2 separate regions of the Homo sapiens genome follow, and region 2 is linked to region 1. Evidence: read pairs that join two places in POLR2A ChIA-PET (ENCODE). Cell type or tissue: OCI-LY7. All regions are shown on one strand. Each heading gives the region's core, and the rest is flanking DNA. Links, peaks and the distances in the headings are about the cores only.

Region 1 (5,389 bases), core at 148-5,147:
AATCCCAGCATTTTGAGAGGCTGAGGCGGGAGGATTGCTTGAGCCCAGGAGTTCAAGACAAGCCTGGGCAACATAAAGAGACCCTGTAGCTACAAAATGTTTTTAAAAATTTAGCTGGATATGGTGGCACATGCCTGTAGACCCAACTACTCAGGAGGCTGAGGTGGGAAGATTGCCTGGGCCCAGGCAGTTGAGGCTGCAGTGAGCCAAGATTGTACCACTGCACTCCGGTATGGGCAACAGAGCAAGACCGTGTCTTGAAAAAATTTTAAATTAAAGGAGAAAGAACTTTATATTAGTTAGACCACCCAGTGGAATGGATTTCTCAAAAAACAGGTACATATAGCACTTATCATACTGAAGAGTATTTATACATTTGCATTTCCCCCCTTGTGAGTAGGGAGTATTTCAGCTTTTATTTTTATTTTTATAATAATTTTATTTTATTGCTTTTATTGCTCAGGATCTAGCCAAGGGCTAGAGATGCTCAGCAGTGTTTGTTGAACTGAACTGGTCTGAATTTAAAACCCCTACAAACTAAAAGTGGGCATTTTTAGTAGAAGTTTAACTCTCATTGTTCTTTATTTCTTCCCACTATTCTGCATTTCTTTCAAAAGAACTTTGAGAATAAAGAGAGGACAGGAAAAAAGTTTAGAGACTTCATTTGCTGCTAGCAAAATTTCCATTAGAAAGTCAGTAAGGGCAGGGAATGTGTCTTTTTATCACTGTGTCCTTAGCCTAGCACATAGTAGCCAATCAATAAATACTTGTTGGATGAAACACACACACATACAGACAGACACACCCCAACAGTGTGCTCTTTACTCCCAGATGGGACCCATGGAAATATATCCCATAGAAGGAATGTCTACATAAGGTGAGAGATTGGACTAGATCAGTTTTATCACACTGGAAAACTAGTTAAATTATTCACATTGGATCCCAAAGTGAAAGAAAAGAGAAGGAAAGAGAAGAAAAGCACTAAATCTCAATTGTCATTCCCAAAGCTGAGGCAAGACTTAAGTAGTAGAAATCTTCCTCAAATACCCATAGCAGGTAGTAAAAAAACAGCAGGCTGCATGACCTCTGCAGTCCCTGACAAATTTAAGATTATTTCATTCTCATTTATGGATCCTAAATATCCAACTGAGAGGCTGTATTTCAAGACACTGATTGCTAGGTCTAGAATTCTTTAAAAATTATTCTCAGCAATAAGGATATAGCTATACAAAGAGAGACAGAAGCCTGGGCAACATAATAAGACCCTGTCTCTAAAAAATGTAAAAAAATTATCCAGACGTGGTGGTGCATGCCTGTGGTCACAGCTACTCTGGAGACTGAGGTGGGAGGATTGCTTGAGCCTGGAAGGTCAAGATCATAACACTGTATTCCAGTCCGGGTGACAGAATGAGATCCTGTCTCAAAAATAATAATAAAATAAAATAAAAATAGAAAGAGAGAAATTATTAACCAAATGGAGTTTATATCATTCTAATGGACTATGGGTTGGGAGACAAATGATAAACAAGCTATTTTAGATAAGAGTGTCCAGAGAAGGTACCAAGAGACCAGGAAGTGGCAAAATTAAAGAAACATCATGACAGTGGTTACATCTTAAAATGCTAGGCTCTGCAGTCATTGGTACTAGTTAATGGGGCCTTAGAGTAATTTTTGACACTAACTTGTTAACACTTCGAAGATCTATTCTTTTCTGAGTGTCCTACTATCTAAATTCCCCATATATGTTGTTTCTAACTGCTCCCGCTTCTTCACTGGTTTCCAGCTTTCCTCTCCTCTGGGCATATACAAATGACTAAAATTTTCCCTTTTCAAAAATCATCAACAAATCTGTTAAGAAGCATATGTCAGTTTTCTGTCATCTATCTAATTTTTATTCCTGTTTTATCTCTCTCAAGTCTACTGCTAAACTATTCTAACCATTCATTAGAGTCTCTCTTCTTCATTCCTTCAGTAAACCAGAATAATCTCTTTTTATATTTACCAAGCACCCTTCCTCTCCTCATTTAAAAATCCTGATTTTCTCTTTCCTCTATGAAATTTTTCCTAACTTAGTAGAAATAAGGTTAAGCATTAACATATTAGCAAATATACAATTACAGCCAGGATTTGAAAGTTATGTCATAAAACAGTAAAATATGGAGAAAATGATTACAACTAGATTTTACATGTTTTATATTCAAATTGGTTTATCAATGTTTATATTTCTCTTTAGCTTGAGTACGAGACCTCAAGACACAGACTATTTTTTTGAGCTATATTTCATGATTTCTAGCACCGGCCCTAATTAACATTAGATGTCTTGATAGGCTTCAGATCCAAATGATGGAGATAATTGTCTGCCATTGTGGAGTCAATATATAAGAATCACAAATACCTCCACGCGGTATTATTTCCTCGCAAAGAACCCTAAAGACCAATATTTGCTTTTAAAAATGTAGCTCTTAAATAAAGGCTTGGTGGATACTCTGGGCACACTGCCTGTGTAGTAGCCCTGCTCTGTAAGGAGCAGTTAAAAAAATTAATTAAAAAAAAAAAGGCTATCACTCACAGCAAAAAAATATTTTTAGAAGTCCAATGAGGCTGAATGTTCTTTATGACCACCATATGTATATCTTCCAACCTAGACCATTTCCCTCTGGGATACACTTTCAGTAGTTATCACTTCAAATTTAAGGAATACTTTGTACCTAGGGTTCTCAATTAATCATATTCAGTAGGATATTTTTTCCCAATTTTAAAGATAAATAATATTAGAAATATGAAATCACTCATTCAATATTTCAAAGTAAAGTAGTATTGGAGCTAGTAAGATCCAGAACTCTTATTTTTGTTTTGGACAACTCTTGTATATTTAAATATTTACTATTCTTAAATATTAACTATTACTGTTGTATATTTAAATATTTATATAGTATAAATTATATACAAAAGAAAGCATTTAAGCTCTAGGGTTTGATCATATTGAAATAAATATAAATCTGCTTACTTTATGCAAGGAGCATATGAGAAATATCCAAATGTTTTATAACATTTTCCTTTAACTGTAATAAATGACTATGCTGGAAAAAACAATTATTTTATAGTGCAGGGTCTCAGGGAACATTAATCTTATTTCAAGTAAAAGCATTTTATCTTTTTATAGCTGATTTAATAATCTGTGAGTGACTAGATGAAATACCATACACAAATGTGCCTGGCACAGGGTAGGTACTCTGTGCACGTGATCAGATCTAAATGTAGAATCTATTCTTTATGGATAAGTCACATGATCCAGGATTTCTTCTGCTCAGACACCCAGATGCCATGATAGAATCCAGAGGTGATTACAGCTAGATACCAAATCAATAAACATTCAAATGTTTTCAATGTTTTTCACTACCATGTGTGTCTGAGCCAACTTTAAAACAAATAGATACTTTTTCTTATACAGTCATGCATCACTTAATGATGACCATACATTTTGAGAAATGCATCATTAGGCAATTTTGTCATTATGGAAACACAGAGTGTACTTACACAAACCTAGATGGTATAGCCTACTACCCACCAAGACTATATCGTAGAGCCTATTGCTCTGAGGCTACAACCTGTACAGCATGTTACTGTACTGAATACTGTAGGCAATTGTACCACCATGGTAAGTATTTGCACATCTAAACATAGCTAAACATAGAAAAGGTACAGTAAAAATATAATAGTATAATTTCTTGGGACTCTGCCATAAATATGGTCCATAATTGACTGAAATGTCATTGTGGGACACATGACTGTATATATTTATCATAAATGATAGTAGTTCGCAGTTAGTTTCTGTAACACCTACATTCTATCTGGTTCAAGTTCATTAAAAAAAATACAGTCATGCTTCACTTAATAACGTTTGGCTTACATAAATTCAAAGATGGCTGGCATCTTAGATTTATTTATTTATTTATTTATTTAAAGACAGGGTCTCACTCTGTTACCCAGGGTGGAGTTCAGTGGCATGATCATGGCTCACTGCAGCCTTGACCTCTTGGGCTCGAGTGATCCCCACTTCTCAGTCTCCTGAGTAGCTGGGATTACAGGCACACACCACCACACCTGGATGTTTTTATTTTTTGCAGAGACAGGGTTCTACTATGTTGCCCAGGCTGCTCTCGAACTCCAGGGCTCAAGTGATTCTACTGCCTTGGCCTCCAAGGTGCTAGAATTACAGGTGTGAGCCACCATGCCTAGCCTATAATGCTTTAATACTCCAGTTAGGGTCAATCCAAGTGGAGTTTTGTCAGAATATTTTTTACCTAAATAAACATGGACTTTAATAGATGACAGCAAATAGTGTTTTCATTTGTTTGAGATGGGCCTGCTGTGCTGCCCAGGCTGGAGTAGAGCAGCATGATCATCGCTCAGTGCAGCCTTGACCTCCCAGGCTCAAGTGATCCTCCCGCCTCAACCTCCCAAGTAGCTGGGACTACAGGTGGGTGCCACCACACCTGGCTAATTAAAAAACTTTTTTGTAGACACAAGGTCTCACTATGTTGCCCAGGCTGGTCTTGAACTCCTGGGCTCAAGTGATCCTCCTGCCTCAGCCTCCCAAAGTGCTGGGATTATAGCCATAAGCCACCATCTTACTTTAATAGTTAAGTTTTTTTAATTACCAAGTAAAGTATGCAACAGAAACTCATCCTCACTTCTCAAAATTGTGTTTCACTTCTTTTTTTAAAGAGATGGAGTCTCGCTATGTTGCCCACGCTGGCCTTGAACTCCTGGGCTCAAGGTATCCTCCCGTCTCAGTCTACGGAGTAGGTAGGACTACAGGACTACAGGCATGTGCCATGTGTTTCATCTTTTAAATTCAGGGATGCAGGGAAGCATGTGATCATCAGGGATAAGGAATATAAGAAGGGTCAGAGTTTATTTTTTATTTATTTATTTATTTTTTTTAGTGTGTGTTTTAAGCAGCCAGGTTTTTTTGGGCGGGGGGGTGGGAGGGGTTTTTTTTTTTTTTTTGAGCCAGGGTCTTGCTCTGTCACCTGGATGGAGTGCAGTGGTGCAATCATGGCTCACTGCAGCCTCGACCTCTCAGGCTCAAGTGACCCTCTTGCCTTGGCCTCTGAAGTAGTTAGGACCACAAGTGCATGCCCAGCTAATTTTTAATTTTTTTTTGGAGATAGGGTCTCGCTGTGTTGTCCGGTCTGGTCTGAACTGCTGGTCTCCAGCAATCCTCCCGCCTTGGACTCCCAAATTGCTGGAATTATAGGCATTTTGGGCATGGCCTAAGCAGTCATTTCAAAGAGGCCCCCCATGGCAAAACATTTACTGAAATATGTCCTGTTGTAACGAAGAATGACCCACACATAGAGTATGTTATGAGTCTTGGAAATCG
Region 2 (5,389 bases), core at 330-5,329, 300 kb before region 1:
TATACCCACCCCCCAAAAATAGATAGAGAAAAGCCTTATAAGTCAGCAGTTGTTTTCACATCGTGTAAGTGTGTCAAGAGAAACATGGAGAAATGTTTCACCACACATGTACCCTCCTCTTCCTTCCTTCCTCTCCCGCCTTTGGGCCCATACCCCTTGACTAGGATTCTTGCAACAAGGAAAGGAGCATATCTGGCTCAGGGATCCAGGTTCCTTTTGGGGCCTCCCCAGTACCTGGCATATGACAGGGACTCAGTATGAAGCAGCTGAGTGAATGAATAAGTGCCTTGTATGCTTCAGATACATCACATCAGTAAATTACAGAGTTGTCAGTGAGACCCGGAGAGCAAGCTCAGAGCCCTTTGGCCTTCCCAGCTCCACCTTAGTGTTTTGATATTTAAGGTATTCCTGGGGATTTTATTCTGTTCTTAATAAAAGGCTAGTATAATTCCTGTGTTAACTCACTCTGGAGAAATTTTTATAACAAAATGTCAGAGATAATAGAATTAAGGATCCAAAATGTCTGTAGTATCAATTGTTTGGTATTTAGTAGATAGCTATAATTTTCCTTTATATACATTTATACATGTATATTGTAACATAAACGCCTCTTCTTATATAAATAAGTATACTTATTTATATAATAAGAAAAAAGAACTGTTTTAGGAGAAAATGTCCCTTCTCAGGATAGGATTTGGAGAGAAGATGAGCTATAGGCAATCAGAGTCCTAAATATAGGTGTCCCTCACTATCCACACTTACTCTCTAGGTTCAGAAACAGTAAACTGACACATAAAATAGATTCAGATAGTGAAGGATGCTTGTATTTCAAAATTAGCAAGTGGGAATACTGTAGAACGTCCTAAACAGAAATGATGATCATCTCCATTATGTGGATTAAATGTGATAATGGAGTTGAAGAGGAAGTGAGATGTAAAGTGCTTCTCACCATGTTTTGTACAAAATAAGGACCTAGTAAAGCATAACTTATGATGTGGCTATGACAATACACATGGTAAATTCCTATGGAAATTATTTTGTAACCCCTGCTTCTAGCCTTGGCCAGGGAAAACGTATCTGGTGTGTATATTTTTCTAAAAGTTCTGTGGGTGATTCTCATGTGAAGTCAAGATTGAGCTCCCTGCACTAGAAACACAGACCAATAGAAAACCCAAACATGAGTGGTTCAACTCAGGAAAACCAAACAAGAGGCTCAGCATCTGTAACTCAGAAATGAAAGCTAGTAAGAAAGACTTCTAAGATGACCTGATATGAGACGGAAGCGCCAGCTGACACAAGTAGTTGCCAGGACAGAAGTTTCATCCTGAATCTGAGCTTTGATGTGATTTAGAGCCCAGACAGAAAAAGACCTGCTTCTCTGAGGGCATGGAAAGGATTCAGCAAGAGGCGGAGGCTAGAAGTTTGGGAGGCAAAGCAAAGTATAAACAAATAGAAACCACACCCAGTGACCTTAGAGTTCGGTGTCATGAAGGGTGATGGACATGTGTGGTCCTTGGTGCTACCTGAGTCACCCCCCCCCCCCCCCCCGGAATGACTGCAAAACTGCAGATTCTGGAGCTTATCTCAGACCTTTTAGTTGGGAGCACAGGAAGCTGCACTACTCACAAGCATTCCATGTCATGCTTGTATGTGCTGAAGTGGGAACCACTGATCCAGGTGGCCTGGATAACTGAGCCAAGAGTCTACGTAATATAGGCCATATTTACACTTGGCCTCAGCCAGTGCAGCCTGTATTGCTCAACAGAAAATCCCATTCAGCAGGTTTTGATGTGTTAGGAAACGTGCTACATCCGTTACCTATTTTGAATCATTTAATCCTGACAGCAGCCCTGGGCAATGTAGGTTTTATCACCCCGTTTTATTTTTTTACCAAAGTTAACCAGCTAAGAAATAGAGTGTGGATTCAGATTCAGGGGTGTCTGAACTCATATCCCATCCACTTTCCACAGCCTCCTGCTGCCTCTCTAACATCATCAAAAAGAAAGAAGTGGGGAAAGATTGTGAGGTCAGAGACGTCTCCTGTAGTAGAGATAATTTCCCCTGAGTAAAGCTTCAGTAGCAGTCAGTGAAAAGTGAGCCCTGAGATCAATAGCAGTGGGAAACCCAGCAGAGTGAGCCGTTTGTACTGCCTGTCTTATGCTGGCTGGGTGTGCACGTGTGCACATGTGATGGAGAGGATGAGGGTCTGCCTGGTTTTCTTGCAATAACTGTCCTTAACCATCATGCGATGCCTTCTCATTGTCAGAGTTTGAAGTCCACACCCACATGTTTAATCAGCCAGTGTATCCAGATGTTAGATCTGTATTTGGAGTTGTTGTTATGCCTCTTCTGATGACTCCACAGGTAAACCACAAGCTGGCAGTTGCTTGAGGGGACAACAGTTCTCTATGCCACAGGTGCACACCTCATTTTACTGCCAACTCAGATTTCTTTTCCAGACAAATTGCCATAAAAAGGGGGGAAGCACTTAGCCACAAGGATTCTGAGATAGGGAAAAAAACATGACATAAAAAAGAGACAGTGGGTAGCTCAGCGGGGCAGTATCCACGGGTGGACAGAGCGCTGGGACGCAGTCCAGGCTGTTTTCTCCTAGCTCTGCACTATGACCTGGAGGAGGCGTTTCACTCCTCTGGTCCTTAAATGATTCAGCTTAAAATAGGAATTGGACCTATTTTATCTAAAGTCAGATTATGTCACTTTCCTACTTGGTGCCCTCCAATGGCTCCTCATTTCCCTCCGAGGAAAAAAATGCCCAGATCCTGACAGTGGTCTCTTATTCCTACCCTGCGTGCTGTCTGTGAACCATGGAGACCTGCTCCTGCCTCAGGGTCTCTGTCATCACCGTTCCCTCTGCCTGGGACTTCTTCCCCCAGGTTTCCCACTCCTTTGTCTCCTTCACATCCTTATTCAACATCATTCTGAAGGAGACCTTCACTGGCCACCTCCCTAGACACAAATGCAAGCACTCCCTGCCCTGCTTAGTTTTCTCCACAGCACTTACCACCAGCTCACATACTCTACCTTGTTTTCTCTGTTGATTTTCATACTGGCAAGACTATTTTGAATGATAAGGGGGAAATGAAAAAACAAACAACTGAAGTTAATCAAATAAAGGAACATGCCTTTTAAAAATTAAGCTGCCCATAGGGAAAAAGTAGGAGAAAAAAATAGTAGCAGCTGCAGCTTTGGTAAACCCTGGTGTGTAGTCCTATTTTTCAAAATATTTTGGAATAAGGAGGCAGAAATAAAAACAAATTTAGCATGCAAACAAAAAAATAGTTTATTGGGAAGATTACTTGTGCAGCTTTGAGATAGCAGCAAAATATTTTTATGACCTTGGCCTGATAATATTCGTTCTAATTTATAAATTGTTCTTTTTGGCAGCTGGATCATGAATCTAATTGGGCGATTTCACAGAGTTTCTGGATCAGAAAAGATAACCCCACGATGGGAACAGGACTACCATCTGCAGCCTATGGGCAAACTGGGATTATTTTATGAATATCTTGAAATGAGTAAGTTGTTAGTGAAGTTTTTAGTGATATAAAACATGTTAGAGTATGTTGTGGATACCAAAAGCATCTGTTATTGAGCCATATTAACATTTAGCATATTGAAATGAAGAAGAGTATGTTTTTCTCCACTAGATAAAATTATACAATCCAGCTTTCAGATAAGGTGGTCATGTATGTCTTTGTCAATATTTATGTTGTAAAAAGCTAGAAATTTATTACTGGGCAATGAAATGGAATATTCATTGAGGTACATCTTTACCATTAATTCTTTTTGTTTGTTTTTTTTGAGACAGAGTCTCACTCTGTAGCCCAGGCTGGAGTGTGGTGGTACAATCGTGGCTCACTGCAACCTCCACCTCCCAGGTTCAAGCAATTCTCCTGCCTCAGCCTCCTGAGTAGCCGGGATTACAGGCATGCGCCACCACACCCAGCTTATTTTTGGACTTTTAGTACTGACAGGGTTTCACCATGTTGTCCAGGCTAGTCTCAAACTCCTGGGCTCAAATGATCCACCCACCTTAGCCTTCCAAAGTGCTGGGATTACACGCATAAGCCACTGGGCCCGGCCATCTTTACCACGAATTCTTAAAGCATTCTAATCATGTTGTCTGAGAATGAACTCAGCAACTGTAATTAGATGTGATTCAGCTTGGCCTGGAGTCCGTGCAGGCACAGCTGTTGGCCGATACAGTTCTGAACTGAGTCAGTTAAGCAAGCCTGCAGGAGCATGCAGCTTCGTGGCAGGAATGGTCCCGGGATGCCCACTTTCACATCTCATGCCTGCCTTTGACAGCCTATTTCTTCTGGCCAGTGGTTTCTGCCTGGTTCCTTGAGTGACTTCATGGCTCATAACTGGCCTGAATTTGGAACCATTGTGCTGGTCTGGAATTAAGATTTAGCACAGGTCCTCTCTTTCCTAAATGCCTTGGTCCATTTTTATATTATTTGCTTGGACTCTTAATTCTTTTCAGTAGAACTTGATTTTGACCTCTCAGTTGCCTTTAAACGGAAGCATCTCAAAATAGATTTCCATAGGAAACACCACCTTTTGTATTATGCATGACACGCTTATATCTAATAGATGGCTAACAATTTACATGGTTTTTATCTGTGCCCTTTCAGCTAACCATTGCATTCAATTACAGTTTTTTTTAAGCTTAGGAGAATAGAAAAAGAAACACATCATTTTTGTTGACAGGCTTTGCATTTATGCACAGGGCTTTGCATGTTGGCAAAGACACCCCTTTGTGGTTCCTGTTTACAAGTCTGCAGTTAGAAGGTGGTTTTTATTAAATCACATTCTATATATAAAATAATTGCTTTTAAAAATATACATTATACATGGAAACACATCTGCTTCCTTCAATGAGTAAAAGGTTCATCTTGTGGCTTCTTTAGTCAACAGTACTTTGCAGCAGCCTGGAGCCTGTTTTGAATTTCATTTTTGCTTTGTTATGTTTTGTGACCAGGTTTTATTAAGGGTGTAGCTGCAGTACATATGTAGAAGCTGTCCTTAGTTAGTTATTATTCTGCTGATTTTCAGAAGGACTGTAAGACAATTACCTGTTGTTCAAAAATGAGTCATAATTGTAAATATTTCTTATTGGAACTATTAACAGCATTTTTAAAAATCCTGGGGCAGAATGTCATTTATTATTTTTAAAAAGTTATTTTTCTGTAGTTGATTAGTCAAATAAATGACATCAGAAGGGAAAGTTATATGGTCATGTGCTTTGGGGAGAAGTTGATAGGACTTTTAGAGTTTCATAGGCTCTTTAAAATAGTTATCAACCAAATAATTCTGCCTCATCCTGCCCTACAAGAAAGTATAGAATAACAGCTGTTATAGACAG

Evidence for each region. Peaks named below come from ENCODE experiments on the same cell type or tissue, not always from the same donor. Only the 100,000 strongest peaks of a DNase experiment are listed, where the experiment ranks them.
Region 2: POLR2A ChIA-PET joins it to region 1 with 7 read pairs; 3 of 35 experiments call an interaction of 5 or more read pairs at or near these places.

The regions. Positions count from the first base shown.
Region 1 is chr12:45,707,789-45,713,177 of GRCh38, forward strand. No RefSeq gene overlaps it. Among named protein-coding and RNA genes, the nearest start is that of LINC00938, 17 kb to the right of the region's middle. In OCI-LY7, for the core only: no CTCF peak of the experiment used is centred there; no DNase peak of the experiment used is centred there.
Region 2 is chr12:45,405,952-45,411,340 of GRCh38, forward strand. ANO6 (anoctamin 6) reads left to right here. Exons shown (of 20, transcript NM_001025356.3): 16 at 3,406-3,536. All of the region lies in intron 5 of LOC105369743 (a long non-coding RNA gene), which reads right to left. Among named protein-coding and RNA genes, the nearest start is that of ANO6, 190 kb to the left of the region's middle. In OCI-LY7, for the core only: no CTCF peak of the experiment used is centred there; a DNase peak (open chromatin) is centred at 2,270; H3K27ac peaks cover 1,236 bases.